Regions from separate parts of the Mus musculus genome. Here region 2 is linked to region 1. The links are chromatin loops, found by intact Hi-C in ENCODE. Cell type or tissue: left cerebral cortex. All regions are shown on one strand. Links, peaks and the distances in the headings refer to the core of each region. The heading gives the core; the rest is flanking DNA.

Evidence for each region. Peaks named below come from ENCODE experiments on the same cell type or tissue, not always from the same donor. Only the 100,000 strongest peaks of a DNase experiment are listed, where the experiment ranks them.
Region 2: it touches region 1 in a loop (2.4-fold over the local background); 3 of 42 quality-filtered maps call a loop at or near these places.

What each region holds. Positions count from the first base shown.
Region 1 is chr16:87,017,281-87,026,457 of GRCm38, reverse strand. All of the region lies in intron 2 of Gm38477 (a long non-coding RNA gene), which reads left to right. Among named protein-coding and RNA genes, the nearest start is that of Gm38477, 27 kb to the left of the region's middle. In left cerebral cortex, for the core only: no CTCF peak of the experiment used is centred there; DNase peaks (open chromatin) are centred at 2,343, 2,570, 4,322, 5,282 and 1 more place; H3K27ac peaks cover 1,036 bases.
Region 2 is chr16:87,117,177-87,126,353 of GRCm38, reverse strand. It overlaps Gm32865 (predicted gene, 32865), which reads left to right. Exons shown (of 2, transcript NR_153792.1): 2 at 1,026-1,318. Among named protein-coding and RNA genes, the nearest start is that of Gm32865, 6.7 kb to the left of the region's middle. In left cerebral cortex, for the core only: no CTCF peak of the experiment used is centred there; DNase peaks (open chromatin) are centred at 1,625 and 4,582; H3K27ac peaks cover 321 bases.

The DNA of each region.
Region 1 (9,177 bases), core at 417-8,416:
CTTTTTTGTTGCTGTAAAGATGTAATCTCAATTGGGTGTTTTTATCCTGCCTTTGACCATTCAGTTCCCAGATAAAAGACATAAAACCTTTATATTCATAATAAGCCTTTATCAAAACTAGAGCTGGACAGAAATCTACCCTTTAACTATTAAATTCTACTTCCCTATGGTCCTCCTCAGACCCCAACTCTGGGAACTGAAACTCCACCTATCTCTCTTCTATCTAGCTATAGGTTGTAGACATCTTTATTGATCAACAAGGGATAACTTGGTGGGCAAGGTTACGTAGCATCAATTGGGTCTGTGAAAATCGCCTCATCCAGGGGGCAATCAGAGCCAGAATTTAGAATTACATTATATAGCAACAGATCAAACCTTAACCCTTGTTCATAGTTACTTGCTAAATAAATTATTCTTAGGGTAGTTAGGGTAAAATAAACAGAAAGGGATATTAGGAAATGCATATCTTCTAGAAGTGGGGAAATAAAATGATTGGTTTCAAAACAGATATCTTGGGTTGTTCAGATTTGTAATAAACATATATTCCATTTTGGTACTTTGTGATATAAAGTAGGGTTTGGCTATCTGTGACCTATGGGTAAACTCTTCCATCTATTTCTTTGCATATTATTTATGACAGAGTTTTCTAGTTTCTAGAGAACAGACTTCAAATCCCGCATGTGAATTTACAAAAACCGCTTACCAATGCCCATGTTGATAGGAGTTTTTGAACAGTTGGAATCAGTAGGAGGGATTCCCTAGTATTTGACATCAGTGGAGAAAATAAATTTGATATTTAAGGTGACCAGTGTTTATAGTCTGAAGTCCTATATGAAATGGTCTTGAACTGGAATCACGAACTACAGACTCTCAGATGAATTAATTAGTGGAAGGGAGGTAAAGCAATTAACATCCACTCTAAGGGACTGGAATTAGCATTCCTGTATCCTAAGCCTAAAGCCATATGGTCTCCACTCTTCTGATTCTACCCCAGAGCTGAAGGAATCTACTTATAGAGAAGGCGCATCTGAAGGAGGTTCTGAAATTCTGAGATGACCCGAGAGCTCTCGACATATGGTAATCTACCTCTCAACACTGCAAATTCATTCGTATGGACCAGCAAGCTCTTCCTTTAGGGCACAATGGGCCTTGGGCAGGGTGAGCATGCTGTGTGTAGCTCTAAGTCACTTGCCTTTTCAGATAATGTATCTTTGTTATTAATATTAATGTTTTTCTTCTTCTTCCACTCTGGATTTTATTCCCATCCTGGTCTACCCTCTGAATGTTCTACATCCCATACAGCCTCCCCACCCTCCTGTTTCCACAAGGATGCCTCCCCTGCCACCAGACGTCTAAAGTCCCTGGGGCCTCCAGTCTCTTGAGGGTTAGGTGCATCATCTCTGACTAAACACAGACATGGCAGTCCTGTGCTGTATATGTGTTGGGGGCCTCATATCAGTTGGTGCATGCTGCCTGGATGGTGGTCCAGTATCTGAGAGATCTCAGGAGTCCAGGTAATTGACACTGCTGGCCCTCCTACAGGGTCACCCTCTGCCTCAGCTTCTTTCAGCTTTTCCCTTATTTAACTACAGGGGTCAGCAGCTTCTGTCCATTGGTTGGGTGCAAATATCTGCATCTGACTCTTTCAGTTGCTTTTTGGGTCTTTCAGAGTGCAGTCATACTAGGTCCCTTTTTGTGAGCACTCCATAGCCTCAGTAATTGTGTCAGGCCTTGGGGCCTCCACTTGAGCTGGATTCCACTTTGGGCCTGTTGCTGGACCTTTTTTTCCTCAGGCTTTTCTCCATTTCCATCCCTGCAGTTCTTTCAGACAGGAACACTTATGGATCAGAGTTGTAACTGTGGGATAGCAGCCCTATTCCCTTACTTGATGTCCTGTCTTCCTGCTGGAGATGGGCTCTACAAGTTCCCTCTTGCTACTGTAGGGCATTTCATCTAGGGTCCCTCTCTTTAAGTCCTGAGAGTCTCTCACCTCCCAGGTCTCTGGTGAATTCTGGAGGGTCCCCCCTAAGCTCCTACCTCCTGAGGTTGCCTGTTTCCATTCTTTCTGCTGACCCTCAGGGCTTTAGTCCTTTTTTCCCCCACTCAATATCATATCACATTCCCCTCTCCTCTCCCCTGTCTGCTTTCCCTCCCAGGTCCCTCTCTCCCTCCCCCATTATGGTTGCTTTCTTCTCTCTCCCCAGTGGGCTCTTCAGCTTGTTGACATTTTTGGGTTCTGTGGACTCTAAGGAACACCTGTTCTGTTAAAGAGATGAGCTGTGCTGAGCAGAGGGAGTTCTGTGGGCATAGCACTGGCATAACAACAAGGGTGGAAGACACTATTTCTAAGCTTGGCCAGATGACACAAATGACAGATCTGGAATGGACATTGGGCATGAGGAGAAATGAAAAGGACAGGAATCAGAAGATGATAAATTCACTGTCTCATTCATGAATGTTCTGGTTAATCATTGCCATACAGAAAGAAGGGAGACTAGACAACTAGATCATAGGATGAGTGTTTTGCTGATTCTTAAATTCATAACATTTCTTTGTTGCTCTATATCCAGCCTCTTGTTTTATCTCATGGTTGCCTAGATACACAGCTTTGGGTGCTGACAAATTCCCAAGGATGAGAATCTTGGCTCTTTGAGAACTCTAGAATTGTGTCTCTAAAGACATTTCTCAGCCACAGAATGTCATCAGAGCAAATTTGTGGCCTCTTAATATTTTCCAGAGGACAGTAAATTTTGGACATAGCCCTATCAAAGGGAACATGGGACTTCAGGAAGTTTCAGAAATGTGTAGTTTCCAGTTAGAATGGTGTCAGTGTGACATTTTGTGTGATACATAGTGTTCTCTGCTCAAAGATGTTTCTGGGACAGAGAAGAAACGTTGTGAACTTTTGTGTCAAGATATGAACAAGGGAGAAACTGGACTGGAAGGATCCTCTTTGTACCTGAGCTCTGTTAGAAGGAAACTGGAACTATAATCTCTTTTCCTGGCAGTGCCTTCTCTTCTCCTGGCAGCATCCTCTTCACAAAGTGGAGTTGATGTGGTTTTCAGTGTCACTTTTCAACAGGTGACAGAAAGTCCATTGTGTATACAATAGGAAATGTTTTTATTTTGAAAATAACTTTCTGAAAAAAAAAACAGATATGAATTATATGCCTTTCACATTCTAAGAGCTATATTGGAGTCTATAATGCTTCAGTATTTCATTTAACACAAAAAATTTAAAATGCACATGTAAGGTGAACTTAATGAAGTTAATTTAATTACTTATAGTAGCAGTCAACACTAGAAAAAGCTACAGAATTATTTTTTTAATTAGATGTTTTTTTCATTTACATTTCAAATACTATCTCCTTTCTTAGTTTCCTCCCCTATACCCTCCTCCTCCCCCTGCTCCCCAGCCTACCCACTTCCACTTCCTGGCCCTAGTATTCCCCTATAATGGGGCATAGAATCTTCAAGCTGCAGAATTAACCCTATAACCATCAAACCTTTCCAGTGGTATGTGCTGTCCTTGCTTAACTCATATGGTAGAGAATCTCTCTTTGTAATGTTGAGAGTGAACTGAATTGGGACTGCCATTTGGGGAATTCTGTTTCTGCTCTTTCTCATAACTGGTGTCTGTAAAAGGAACATTAAAATTTTGCTGCTGTGTTTTTTGATTGGTTAAGATAAAAGAGAGAGATTGAATTAGTCTGTTTCTCTTAAACCTCAGAAGACTACTGTTTACCTCTATGCTTCCTATGGCCCTGAACCATGATCACCATCCCATCTCTTTCACTTGGATCCTTTGGATATTTTCTCTAAACCTGAATATTTTACTATTTTACTTCAGATTTCCCTTTATTTAGAAGTATTCCTTCTGGTTATTTTAGAACTTCTGTGTGACTATTGGTTTCATGGAGTTTGGGATGAGTAGGTTAGACTCTCACCTCTTTGTCCAAGCTAGAAGCTACTAGATTCCTACTCACCTCGAGGAGCTAAGATCCCGTGAGTTCCAAATCTCTACACATTTCTCCAGCCTCACTTTTTCTTGTGTCAAATATGACCAAAATCTTACATAAGTCACTGGCATGTTAGATTTATGTAGGGATGCAGCTATTCTATTATTTTACAAACTAAGTTATTTGGGTAATATAATAGCTGATCGACCCCACAAGAGTGTGTTCCACAGCCTTTCCAAGTAAAGCTCATGAATCATTATGATTTCATCAAGTTTGAAGAGAAGGAATGACTGATTGGTGGTGGTATGAGTCAATGCCAGCGAATTCATAAAAACACGTAGCTGGGTTTTTAATGTTTCTGAAAGTGTTACATGGATAATTTTGGATAAGAAAGGAGCAGGAATGGAGTAGGAAGAGGAGAGCGAGGGAAAGAGAGAATGAGGGGGCTTGTGGTTTAGCGTGTCTTCTAACGAAGCAAAAGGTGGTGTTTCAGACTGAGTCATTGGAGTGGGGTTAAGCAGGTACATAATTAATTTGACTTGATGGGATTTTCTATGCTTTACCCCAGTTATTTGGAGAGCATGGAATAAGATGATATTTACTCACAAGCCTAAGTTATATAGGACAGTAAAGGTGGGAGCTCGGGAGCTTCTGTTTTGGTAAGAAGGTTTCTTCCACCCTGAACAATTATAAGCATACTTGGGAATTGAGGCTGAAATGGGGGAATGTGTATTTGAGCAGTGGTAAAGCTCTGGATAACAAATGTTTTAAAAATAACAGTGATGTCTTGAGGCTGCTGTTAGCTATCAAGGGCTGATAGAGTAGAAATCTCTCCTGACTTGGCTGAGCAGAGTCAGGACGAGGCAGATGCTGGTAGACTCTTTCAGTTGCATTTAATCTTTTTAAAATGCATCATTCAACCTCCAAGTCTTTCATATGACGTCAATCATATTATTTGAAACAATGTAGCTAAATTCTAAATTACAAATAGTTAAGTTTTAATATTAGAATTTGAGGCTCGATTTCAAGAGACACTATCTTCACAACACCCCCACACACTAGAGTATGCCAATGAAATTTAAAAAAATGATTGTTTCAAGAAGTTAACAGAATTGAAATCTAGAGAAAGGAGAAGTTAGGAAGTCTGTAGGTTTTGAGTTAGGTCTTAAAAAACACAAGCGGAAACTCAATAGGACAAAGTCATCTGTGACCTTAACTTTTAATTTATTTCAAATGTAGTTGATCTGGTAACAACATCTCATGCTTCCAGATCTACACTCATCCCACAAATGTTTCCTGTGTTAAAAGTAGGAGGCATCTTGGCTGTATATGTGTGGGGGAGGGTAGTGAAACATGGCATTTCCAGAAGGTTCTTTTCTACCTTTCAGCTTGTTTGCAAACTATGTTCCGGAAATCGTATTGGTGTGTCAAACTCATTTGCTCTTAAAGTGAAACTTTCTTGAGTGTTTATCTTAACAAGTAGCTCATGTTGGCTGTCCCAATCTCTTATCCCCACAAAGAGGGATTCCCAATAAACTTACAAGTGATCCATGGTTTCAGCAGTACCTCTAATCTATGAAACAGATACTTTTCTCATCACAGATTTTCTTTTGGGTATAGTTTGAAATTCTTCATCTGAAGAAACTGCTTCAATGGCTACAAAAACTAGAAGTGAGGACTTAAAAAGGATTAATAGTTTAAATTGATCAGCGTTCAATAAAAGCTTGGATATTACTCTGAATTGGTCAGTTTCCAGAACCCAAAGGCTTGGATATGATTCAAGAATTTGGAGGACAGGAGGGCATTTGGATTATATACAAAAAGTTTCAGCTTTTTTCTTGTAACTATATTAGACTGATAAGAACGTGATATTTATATATGGAAAAGAAGCAGTTGACAAAGTCTTTTTAGCTGCATCTTTGGCGTGTGTGGACAAGGTGCTATGTATACTGACATTTTGTTGTTGTTATGAGAGTAAGTGGTATCTTGTTCTTTTTTTCTTTCCCTGTTACTGTAGTAAAATACTCTGACAGAAACATCATAAGGGGGCTGAGATTTATTTCCACTCATGGGTCCATGGTACAGTCAGTGTATTGTGAGAGAATCTTGTTGTCCCATAAAACTGGAGAGTTGGATTCCAAAGTTAGTGATCTTCAGGAACATTTTCTCTCTGAACTTCTCAGGAAACCCCACTTTATATGTTTTTAAGTTACTGGTGTTTTTCAGTAAGTTTTTTCCTATTTCTTCTTTAGTGGGTTCATCCCATAGTAGAAACACTCTGTTACACGGTGTAGAAGGCTTATGCAGAAGAATCGCTGGAGCTCAAAAGTTCAAGAAATACTTGTTTAATGTAGGGGAACCGAGCATAAAATAATATGAACAAAGCTGTGATGAGGTCTTGGGGCAGGGTCTGGTCCCCAGCATCACACAGACGCATGCAAATGTATATGTACAGAGATCATATTTGCAAGTGAGGTCACATTATGAAGAACTGGGCTCATGGTGTCAATACGTATTTCGGGGTCCTTTCAACCCACAATGGAGCTATCTTTCTCAATTTAGAAACAGTAAGACTTTCTTTTCACCCCTGTAGTCATTTTCCCCCTATAAACAAATTGTTATATTTTTTTCAAAAATTGAAATATGTAAAAGTAAGAAAGTTTAATTAATTAATTAATTAATTATATATTTTTATTACGTATTTTCCTCAATTACATTTCCAATGCTATCCCAAAAGTCCCCCATACCCTCCCCCCCACTCCCCTACCCACCCATTCCCACTTTTTGGCCCTGGCATTCCCCTGTACTGGGGCATATAAAGTTTGCAAGTCCAATGGGCCTCTCTTTCCAGTGATGGCCGACTAGGCCATCTTTTGATACATATGCAGCTAGAGTCAAGAGCTCCGGGGTACTGGTTAGTTCATAATGTTGTTCCACCTATAGGGTTGCAGATCCCTTTAGCTCCTTGGGTACTTTCTCTAGCTCCTCCATTGGGGTCCTGTGATCCATCTAATAGCTGACTGTGAGCATCCACTTCTGTGTTTGCTAGGCCCCGGCCTAGTCTCACAACATGTAGACATGGGCAATCACAGGAAAACTGACAATAGAGACACCCCCAAACCATGATCCTTGCTATTCCAGGGTATAGGAACAGAGAAAGCTTTGATTTTTGAGGATGCCAATCCAAAAATTTCACCCAACTTGTCACTTATACATTCTGCATTTTAGAAAAGAAAATATTGATGCCTGCTTAATTATTTTTCCTCCAAAGACGCAGGAAAGCACTGACACTTGCTGAACACGGATAGCTGCGATGCCCAAAGGAATGTCCTGAAGCTTTGGAGCTTAGTAGATATTTCATGGAGGTGATATCTGAGTAGTGTAGATCTGCCTCCTGCGTATGGATGCAGAGGTTAGCAATGATACATTAACACATCACTCACAGCCCATCCAAGGCTTTCCAGGCCAATCTGCAGGCTTCAGGTCTCTGCCTCTTTCCTCTCCCTAAACTTCAAAAAGGATCAGAAGAACTTGAAGGGCAAAGGGACCTTGTTTAATACTTTGTAAATGTGTGTTTTTATTCTGTATCTAAAACAAAGTTTCCTCATATGTTTGCATATTTTAATGTCTGTCATCAGTTTCTTTGTTTCAACTATTTACTATACATATGTTAACTTATTCTTTGAAAATTTTATATATTTATATGATGAAGTATGATGATATTCCCCATTTCCTCCCTCTAACTCTCCCTGATAAGTCTCCATCCCTTTCTCACACACTAAGTCCATTTAATACAGCTCATATCTGCCTGAGTATGGGACAGTAAATTGGAGAATGGCAACCTACTAGGGGTCACCCTCTGAAGAATGACTTTCCTTCTCTCAGGAACTATCCACTACTCTAGCTCCTTCCGTATCTACATTGTAGTTTTAGCAGGCTTCATCTCGTACAGGTCTTATGCAGGTAACCACAACTGTGAGTTTTTAAGTGCAGTGGCCTAGTTATAACCAGGAAACAGCATTTCACAACACTTCTCCTGATCCTATGGCTCTAGCTTCTCCTAGGCACTGTCCCCTGAGCCTTGGTGAGGAAGTTGGTAATACTGACCCATTTGAGACAGAGCAATTTCCGTCTTTTGTTCTTAGTTCTTTGACCAGCTATGAGTCTTTTTGTTAACTGCTCCCCACACAAAAGTAAATGTCTATGACCAAGGTTGAGAAGGGTTTGGCAGTATGACCATTGTCTTTAAGCCACTTATGAACAGTGAAACTCTACCATTTATTTTCTGGGTGTACACTGTATATCTGAAGTGAATCCCAAAGGCATCACCCTAGAGGTCCTTTGTCTTAGTGCTTGGGTAAAATATGGAACCTGTCACTGCTAGGCTAATGTGTAATTACTCACAGATTAGTCCTTCCTTTCAGAGATGGGCCTTCCAAAGCAGAGTTTGAATGAAACCAGGCCATTCCTTAGGAGGACAGGCTGCAATTACAAATGCATTTGTTTTCCAGATCTGGGTGAATCTTGAGTTGCAAAAGTAAAAAGACAATGCTCAGGCAAGGCTGGTGTTTCCACTCGAATCTGGAAAAACTATTATTTGCTTCTCAGATGCCAACCACACTGGGAGCTTACATACCCCAAAAGTAATGTATGTGACAGTGGAAACTTCTTCCTCACGTTTCTGTTAATGTTGAGGCCGGCATCATTCCTGAGCTGGCCTGTTATTATAGGTCCATATAAACTGCAGTAAACTAAGTGGAGTGTGTGTGTGTGTGTGTGTGTGTGTGTGTGTGTGTGTGTGTATGTGTATGTGTGTGTGTGTGTGTGTATGTGTGTGTGTGTAGGACAGGGACACATACACAATTTACGGTCATGGGATATATATGCTCATATATGTCTGTACTTACTGATTATGAGACATGACTTTTTTTTTTCCAGAGAGAAAAGTGAAATGTTTTTTCAAAAGATTCCTGGCTATTCTCCAAATGCCTCTGGGAAGAGAGGTCTCAGAAAAGCCTACTTAAAGTCAAATGAAACTCAGTTGCTTCCGAAGCATGGCAGGCTGAAAACAACCAAGATACTTGAGTCTGGTTTGATTCAAATAGCCTTACGTTTGTGAAATAGTTTCTAAAGAATGCACACTGGAGCCAGGGAAAATGCAATGTACACGCATAAGCTCATAACTGCACGTGTAGAGTTCTGTGTGCTAAGTCATTCT
Region 2 (9,177 bases), core at 304-8,303, 100 kb before region 1:
GGGGTACTCCTAACCTGTAAAGAAACCCATCTGAAACCTGCCAGCACACAGACTCATACAAACTTCTCAAGCCACTAGGAGCAAAACTCCTCACACAGCGATGCCACTCTCCATAGCCCCATCTAATGTGTAAATACGTCATATTTGGGAATAGGTGATACCGTTGCCAAAATGCAGTGGATTACTAAACATGGGTCAAAGTGGCAGTCGTGCCAGGAGCCAGATGAATAGGAAGAAATGAGTACTCTGATTACATTTCCTTTTGTGGTGTTCTGACGATTGAAATCAAGTATCTTTATCAAGAGAAAACCTGTGAGGGCTACATCCACAGCCCACCCAGTTCCCCTGCGAGCTCCACTGCTCCTTCCTCTCCCGATTCATCGAGTAGACATCTGTTGCCAAAACATCACGTATTCTGGCTCACTGTTAACTACTGCCATTGGGAAAGCCCAAATGCACAGCGGATACTAGAAGAGTCAGAAGTAGGTATTCTGACATTTTCTAAATATAACTTTCTTCCTTGTAAGCCAGTGCTACAAGAACAAATTTGTTTAATTTCCATTGTGTTGTGAGGACAGTAGAAAGGTGTTGGTAACTCTGACATAACGGAGAATGAAAACATGCTCTGTTTTGGTTTTGGCCAGCACCAAAACAGCTTTCCACGGAACATAGCCCATCTTGGAGAGTTTGAAAAAAAAATATCATTTGTTGTTATTGGGAAAGGTTACCTAATGCACTTCTGCTTAAAAGAAGTTACTTTACTGAAGCTTAGGATAAAACAAATCTTATAATTTTTAAATAGGTTGTCATGATACACACTGTATATCCCAGGGTGACCTTGAACTCACGGCCATCCCAAGTGCTAGGTACTTACAGGATTAGGTCACCATATTCGGTAGGAGAAAGCCCACTTTTAACTACAGCTTATTGACATAAATAAAAAAGGTGACACCATAAAGATCGTGTTTAGGTCATCTTACAATGCTAAACTCGTTAGTAATTCAGATTCTCTGGTTCCATTTCAGATATGCTGAACTACAATCTGTATTGTAAGAAGACTTTCTGTGGATTTATATGGATTTATATCAAGTTTGGGAAGCCCCGGATTCTATCGAGAAGCCTTGTTACTATTTTCCAAGATTTGTTAACTAGCCTAGTCACCAGGCGTGAGGCTCTTAAGAAACAAAAGACTCTTCATGTGTCTTCTTCAGCCCACTCTCTACTTTTATAAAAGGACACTCACTGGCTTGATATATTTGTTCCTCCAATACTAAAAGTATGATGAAAATAATGTAAACCAACAATCTTATGGGAAAGAGATTGGTACTATCTGCTTTTTTTTTCTCCTTTCTAAGTCAGTCGAACAAACTATAATTAAACTAAGTCCTACTCTGGTTTCTTAGAGACAGATGTCTCTAAGTTTTTACCTTGCAGGTGTAAAATATGTAAGAGGGCTTCCCTGATTAATCAGAAGCCCTAGGTGAGAGAAGAAACCCACACTCCACATTCAGTTTGCATCAAATCGATATGCATGTAGGCTTCGGTTTTATATAACGACGTGCATCTGCTGTACATTTTTCTCCCTGGTTCTCTAACTCGATGGAATTTTTGTGCTGAACACACTGAATGCCAGATATAAATTTGTTATGGTTTTTACTACATATATTCCTGGATTTCTTCCCAGACCACTGACTTCGGGTGGGGCCTGGAATATGTATTTTAAAAGCCACCTGGCAGTCAGCAAGGCTTGGAAATTATTGAGCTAGTAGATTCTGAGTGACCAACCAGCATTATAATAGTAAGAAAAATCTAGCACGGTTAGGTACTCTAACTAAATGACTATTTTGGCATTTATTTAAAATAACTAAATTGTTAATTGAGAAAAATTTACTAGTTTGCTTTGACTTACAGACACATTTGCTGCTAAAGAATTTCCAACACACACGCACACACGCACACACACACACACACACACACACACACACACACACACTCAGCACAGATAATCTTGTGGAAATGGTTTGTATTTCCTGGAATGGTATTTTTGAAAAAGAATTTTCCCTAGGGTTGAACCAGTTAGTCCCCCTGGAAAGTCAGTCTATAGTTAGGAAGATAGAGAGATTAGATAGTGATCAGAATGACCCTGAATCAGTTCTGAGTGTTTAAACTCTGCCAACCACGCTCCACAGGTCATCGTAGAGAGGTGCACATCCTTTCTTTGGAAAGAAAAGACTTTGTACTGATTTCAAGAATTATTTTCAAGCAATGTTCCAACCAAACAAAAGAGGCATGGAGATTTTGAGGAGGCTTCTATGTATTTTTATAGGAAAACCACTTAGGGGTAGGCTAATTTTTGGCCATACTCAGTTTAAGAGCTCATTCTGGAGGATGTTCAGTTTCGGGTCAGAGATCAAGAAGGAAAGATAGAGATGGTGATGATGATGGTGATGGTGATGGTGATGATGATGATGGTGATGATGTGTGTGTGTGTGTGTGTGTGTGTGTGTGTGTGTGTGTGTGCATGATCAGCCAAGATCACAGAGCACATACTCAGAAGGTCACAGTGGAGGATAGGAGCCTCTCAGATATGCTCAGATTTTTGCAAAATGTTTTTGCTGAAGCAAAAGCTAACGATACTCTGAGGGTATAATGCTATAGCAACTTGCCCTTTGGACTTAGTTGTCTCTAAGCCATTGTCCATTGGGATGCTTTACTCCCCATTCTTGGTTGGTCCTGAGTATAAGGCCGCTTTTCTGAAGACTCTCCCGGCTAGATGGGGCTGATGTATCATCCTAGTTAGGACAGTGACACTCTCTTAATGCCAGCAGGAGACAGGCTTCAGGATCAGGAAGCAGAGCCATTGGCACCACAGTTTGAGTTTCTCTTGTGTATTCATTCTATAACACTTTAAAAGCATATGTAATTATGATCTAAACCACAAATAAATAAATAAAATTAACCTCCCGAATCTGAATTGCCCAGAAAAGTATAGATTTAATGTTCTGGGGGAATGAAGGCCAAGCCACAATTAAGCAAACATGCTAATTGGATACCATAGAAGGGTTACTTAGTATTGCATCTAATCGTTGTATTTCATTTTAAGTCTGGTAAGCCACAGGCAACACAGTAAGACTTTAGAATACTACAGCTAATTGAATGAACAGAGCAATAGGAAAATACTAATAAAAATCATTTACTGCTTGACTCTGCTGACCATTAATTTTGTTATCATTATTTCCCCTTGCTGTTAGTTCTTTAAAGCGAGGTCTCCAGGACACTGGCTGTCCTGGGACTTGCTATTACGAACAGGCTTTTGATCCGTCTCTGTTTTCTAAGTGCTCAGACTAAAGGATTATGTAAAAGTAACTCTTATTCACCAGATGTAGTCTTCTCTGAGACTTACTGCTGAAAAGCTCACCCTTTTTAGTTCTTTCTGAACTCTGGCTGGCTGGTTCAACCCAGCTGTTCTGGCTCAAACTCCTACCTGACTGATTCAAATTAGCTTTGCGGAGTACTACTCAGCTATTAAAAAGAATGAATTTATGAAATTCCTAGGCAAATGGATGGACCTGGAGGGCATCATCCTGAGCGAGGTAACCCAATCACAAAGGAACTCACACAATATGTACTCACTGATAAGTGGATATTAGCCCAAAACTTAGGATACCCAAGATATAAGATACAATTTTCCAAACTCATGAAACTCTAGAAGAATGAAGACCAAAGTGTGGACCCTGTGCCCCTTCTTAGAATTGGGAACAAAACACCCATGGAAGGAGTTACAGAGACAAAGTTTGGAGCTGTGACAAAAGGATGGACCATCTAGAGACTGCCATATCTAGGGATCCACCCCATAATCAGCTTCCAAATGCTGACACCATTGCATACACTAGCAAGATTTTGCTGAAAGGACCCAGATATAGCTGTCTCTTGTGAGACTATGCCGGGGCCTAGCAAACACAGAAGTGGATGCTCACAGTCAGCTATTGGATGGATCACAGGGCTCCCAATGGAGGAGCTAGAGAAAGTACCCAAGGAGCTAAAGAGATCTGCAACCCTATAGATGGAACAACATTATGAACTAACCAGTACTCCGGAGCTCTTGTCTCTAGCTGCATATGTATCAAAAGATGGCCTAGTCGGCCATCACTGGAAAGAGAGACCCATTGGACACACAAACTTTATATGCCTCAGTACAGGGGAACGCCAGAGCCAAAAAAAATGGGAATGGGTGGGTAGGGAAGTGGGGGGGGGGAGGGTATGGGGGAGTTTTGGGATAGCATTGGAAATGTAATTGAGGAAAACACATAATAAACAAACAAACAAACAAACAAAAACAAATTATCTTTGCGCAGTTTCTGACTGGATTGCTCTGCTTAGCCTAAAACTAACTGTGGCAATTTGTTCTAATCTTCTGGCTCCTTCTCATTCTCTGGCTTGTTCTGTCTTCACCTGTAACCTGTCTCGGTAAAGCTGCCTCCTCCTCCTCCTCTTCTTTCCCCTGCTCTCCCACTCTGCACACCCTCTCTAAAGTTGCCTTTTTCCTGTCTGTTCTTGGGAGAGTTGGGCATAGCCTATATTTGACTCATTCTGTCAAATCTTTCTCTGAGTCATCACTTTGTCCCAGAATTAGATGCCATTTTCAAAGATGGCTGTTTCCTTCTAAAAACTAACCTTATTTTCATTGTTTAGGGTTAAAGGTGTATACTAAGGGCATGTCTGTATTCTAGCCATATTATACTGTAATCCAGGGCATGTTTGCATTCCATTGGGATCACATAGACCTAGAAGGTCTTTGGATATGATCCCTTGTCATAGCAGTCAAGTTTCTGGACTAAAATTACTCTATAAGGGTATAAGACACTGTGCATGACCACAACTATTTTTATCCTTAGTTTGAGTCCTGGCTCTAGCTCCTAGGAGCTAGCATTTGTAAGATTGCTCAATTCTTCTAACTCTTGTCCTTTATGTTGGTATAATGAGTCCAGGGACTTATAACCTTGATTCAGATTTACAGGATAGAAATGTATTCCAATGTTAAAAATATAAAACTAGGATAAATAGTTCTTCCAATATCTCAGGAAGCTTTGTATGGTTAGGCAACCTTGGCTAACCTGGGCTTCAAGATGAGGACTCCTTTAAATCTTTCAGACTTCTAGTGTCAGCCCGTACAGACATACATTATTAGCTTTGAGGTCTTATGACTGAGATGAAACCCCTGTCTACAGCCTATGGGGGGGCCTTTTAAACCTGCCTCTTCTCTACACGACTGAGTTCTATGAGCTGACTTAAGGATCAGTACCGTTCACCAACAAAGGGAAATATTCATCAAAATGTTCAAAGCAGATAGCAGATTATCAGAAGCCACAATGGCAGTGTGTGACCAAGGAGTCAGGCCTGAAGAGCTGATTTTTTTTTTCTAGCTCTGGATCTTTCTACTAGTTCAGGGAGTGAGGACAAGGCACTGATTTTCTTCATTGCCTCCCTCCCCGTTCAGGAATCAAATTAAAAAAAAAAATCCCACAAGCCTTCAAGAGTAAATTCCACTCTAAGTTAGGATTTGTAACCAAGGGCAATGTACTCACAGTTGGATGAATGCAAAACTCCAAGTAAGGGTGGCTAAGAAAAAAGAAAAGAGTGGAGACATTTCATTTTCACATCACTAAAACAGTGGAATATAGCACTTGTTCCAAAAGAGTAAAGAAAGGTTTATAAACTATAGGTTTATAGGGATAAACTTTCAGGTTTAAGAAAGCCTGAAAACTATTTCCAAGTCAACACTCTCCTCACCTGTTTCTTTAATTAATGAAAACAAGCATGGGCAGTTGAGAGAAGGTGATATTGTAAAGATTAAGCTGTTTTTTACTTTCACTACACTAGTGGGTCCTCTAATGTAGTTTGTTAGCTCATTATGTAACTTTGTGCCTTCTCAACTTTCACCTGGATGCTAGTAAGGTGTAGATATATGAAAACTTAATCTTCAAAGGACAGAAAATCTGAAAAAAAGTTGAGGTTATTACATCACTTTTAGAGATGTCAGCCATGATTATTCCTGGGTCAGATTTGAGTCTTGTCTAAGCTTCTAGGAATGTAGATTTTAAAAGAAGATGCTTTAAATGACTTGTCTGTTGTATTTTGTCATATGTGTTTTGCATAGCCCTGCATTCACCAACATTCACCAACATCTTTGCTTATCTTGGGATTTTTTTTATTTTTATTTTTTGGAAATGTACATGACAGAATACATATGGTATGTGGATGTTAATGAAGACACCATACAGCTTGCATGCTGCATATAGAAATATCAAGCTGACACTAAGTAGGCAGTGTTCTTTGTGCTGATAAATCCCATAGTGCTAAAAGAAGCTATATGGGCTGTTAGGGTAGGATTGTTGGATAAAGGCACCAATAGTCTTACCTAGTTGTGAACTTTATGAAGTATAATACCAAGTTGCCAGGAAGGATGTGTCCATTGGTGCAATGGTGGCATGGCTCTTATGGTTGTTACCAACCATTCTCTGATTGAATTATGGACCATACTAAACATACAAATAATCAAACAAACACACAAACAAATAAACACACAAGCAAACACCTACTATTGCAAACCCCATACAAACCCATGACTGATGAGGCCCTTAATTTTAGGAGCAACTTAAGACTGACGTTCAGCTAAATTGATATAGCATAAACCTGTCTAAATATTTATGTTTATACCACAGAGTAAGGCTATCTCAGAAAACTTTCCACAGAACAGAGGCAAATGTGAAGCATCATAGATGTGTAAAGCAAGATGCTGAGAATTGTAGATGTCTGAGGGCTCAGATACAAAGAGAAATACGATTTCCTTACACCTTATGACAGAAGTTACTGATTTAAATTCGTATAAAATAGAAATATCTTATGGAAAAGATCGTGGAATATCTTGGTGGATGTTAGAGGCTACTTGAGTTTGGGATTCAAAATTCCTGTGATTGGCTTTAGTTTAAACTTTTCCTGAAGCCAAAGATGTGATTTTAATATAACATTCCCCTATACTTCCATTAAACTAGAAATAAACATTTTTGTTGTTAAATTATATCTTTCTTAAAGATGGGTCATGTTAATACACTTACCAAGACAAATTAAAACTTTTTTTTTTGGTAATAAGACAAGGTATTTCTGCATTTCACTGACTCTAGGTTTTGCTTGCTCATGAGTTTGAGCTGCTGGCAGTTGCTGGGCACTGCAACCTGGCATCAGAGTTTTAAGAGGCATTTTTGCAGACTGAGTCACATGGCGTTTGTCTAGGATTATGGTTTGTGGGAAGAGTATGTTCTTGATGTGATATTGATTTGCATGCTACTCTTAGCTGTTAGTGACCCAAACTCAAATTAAAGCCATATTACTTTCACAGGGCCATCCATTGCTGTTGACAATGGTAGAGAAAGGAAGCATTGATCTGGGAGCTCTTTCATTCTGCTCTGTACACAGAATGAGCAAAATATTCTCAAAGAGGGCATATTAAAGAAGGACCTGGATAAAATGATGGATTTATTGGTATCCTGTGGTAAGAAAGCAAAAGAGCTCTTTTACGAGTTCATTTTACTGTCACTGGGAGAGGAACCAATGGGTGATGAGATACCAACTTCGCATATTATCTGAGTCTTCTAATTTAGTAAATCTACAGAATGGTTATCAGTTTGATCTGGCTTCAGTTTCAAATTTCAGTGACCTTGTGCCAGGTTAGGATATTTATTCTTTTTTTTTTTTTTTTTTTTTTTTTTTTTTTGCTTGGTTCTTTTTTTTTTTTTTTTTTTTTTCTTTCCATTTTTTATTAGGTATTTAGCTCCTTTACATTTCCAATGCTATACCAAAAGTCCCCCTTACCCACCCACCCCCACTCCCCTACCCACCCACTCCCCCCCTTTGGCCCTGGCGTTCCCCTGTACCGGGGCACACAAAGTCTGCGTGTCCAATGGGCCTCTCTTTCCAGTGATGGCCGACTAGGCCATCTTTTGATACATATGCAGCTAGAGTCAAGAGCTCAGGGGTACTGGTTAGTTCATAATGTTGTTCCACCTATAGGGTTGAAGATCCCTTTAGCTCCTTGGGTACTTTCTCTAGCTCCTCCATTGGGAGCCCTGTGATCCATCCATTAGCTGACTGTGAGCATCCACTTCTGTGTTTGCTAGGCCCCGGCATAGTCTCACAAGAGACAGCTACATCTGGGTCCTTTCGATAAAATCTTGCTAGTATATGCAATGGTGTCAGCGTTTGGATGCTGATTATGGGGTGGATCCCTGGATATGGCAGTCTCTACATGGTCCATCCTTTCATCTCAGCTCCAAACTTTGTTTCTGTAACTCCTTCCATGGGTGTTTTGTTCCCACTTCTAAGGAGGGGCATAGTGTCCACACTTCAGTCTTCATTTTTCTTGAGTTTCATGTGTTTAGGAAATTGTATCTTATATCGTGGGTATCCTAGGTTTTGGGCTAGTATCCACTTATCAGTGAGTACATATTGTGTGAGTTCCTTTGTGATTGTGTTACCTCACTCAGGATGATGCTCTCCAGGTCCATCCATTTGGCTAGGAATTTCATAAATTCATTCTTTTTAATAGCTGAGTAGTACTCCATTGTGTAGATGTACCACATTTTCTGTATCCATTCCTCTGTTGAGGGGCATCTGGGTTCTTTCCAGTTTCTGGCTATTATAAATAAGGCTGCTATGAACATAGTGGAGCATGTGTCCTTCTTACCAGTTGGGGCTTCTTCTGGATATATGCCCAGGAGAGGTATTGCTGGATCCTCCGGTAGTACTATGTCCAATTTTCTGAGGAACCGCCAGACTGATTTCCAGAGTGGTTGTACAAGCCTGCAATCCCACCAACAATGGAGGAGTGTTCCTCTTTCTCCACATCCTCGCCAGCATCTGCTGTCACCTGAATTTTTGATCTTAGCCATTCTCACTGGTGTGAGGTGGAATCTCAGGGTTGTTTTGATTTGCATTTCCCTGATGATTAAGGATGTTGAACATTTTTTCAGGTGCTTCTCTGCCATTCGGTATTCCTCAGGTGAGAATTCTTTGTTCAGTTCTGAGCCCCATTTTTTAAGGGGGTTATTTGATTTTCTGAGGTCCACCTTCTTGAGTTCTTTATATATGTTGGATATTAGTCCCCTATCTGATTTAGGATAG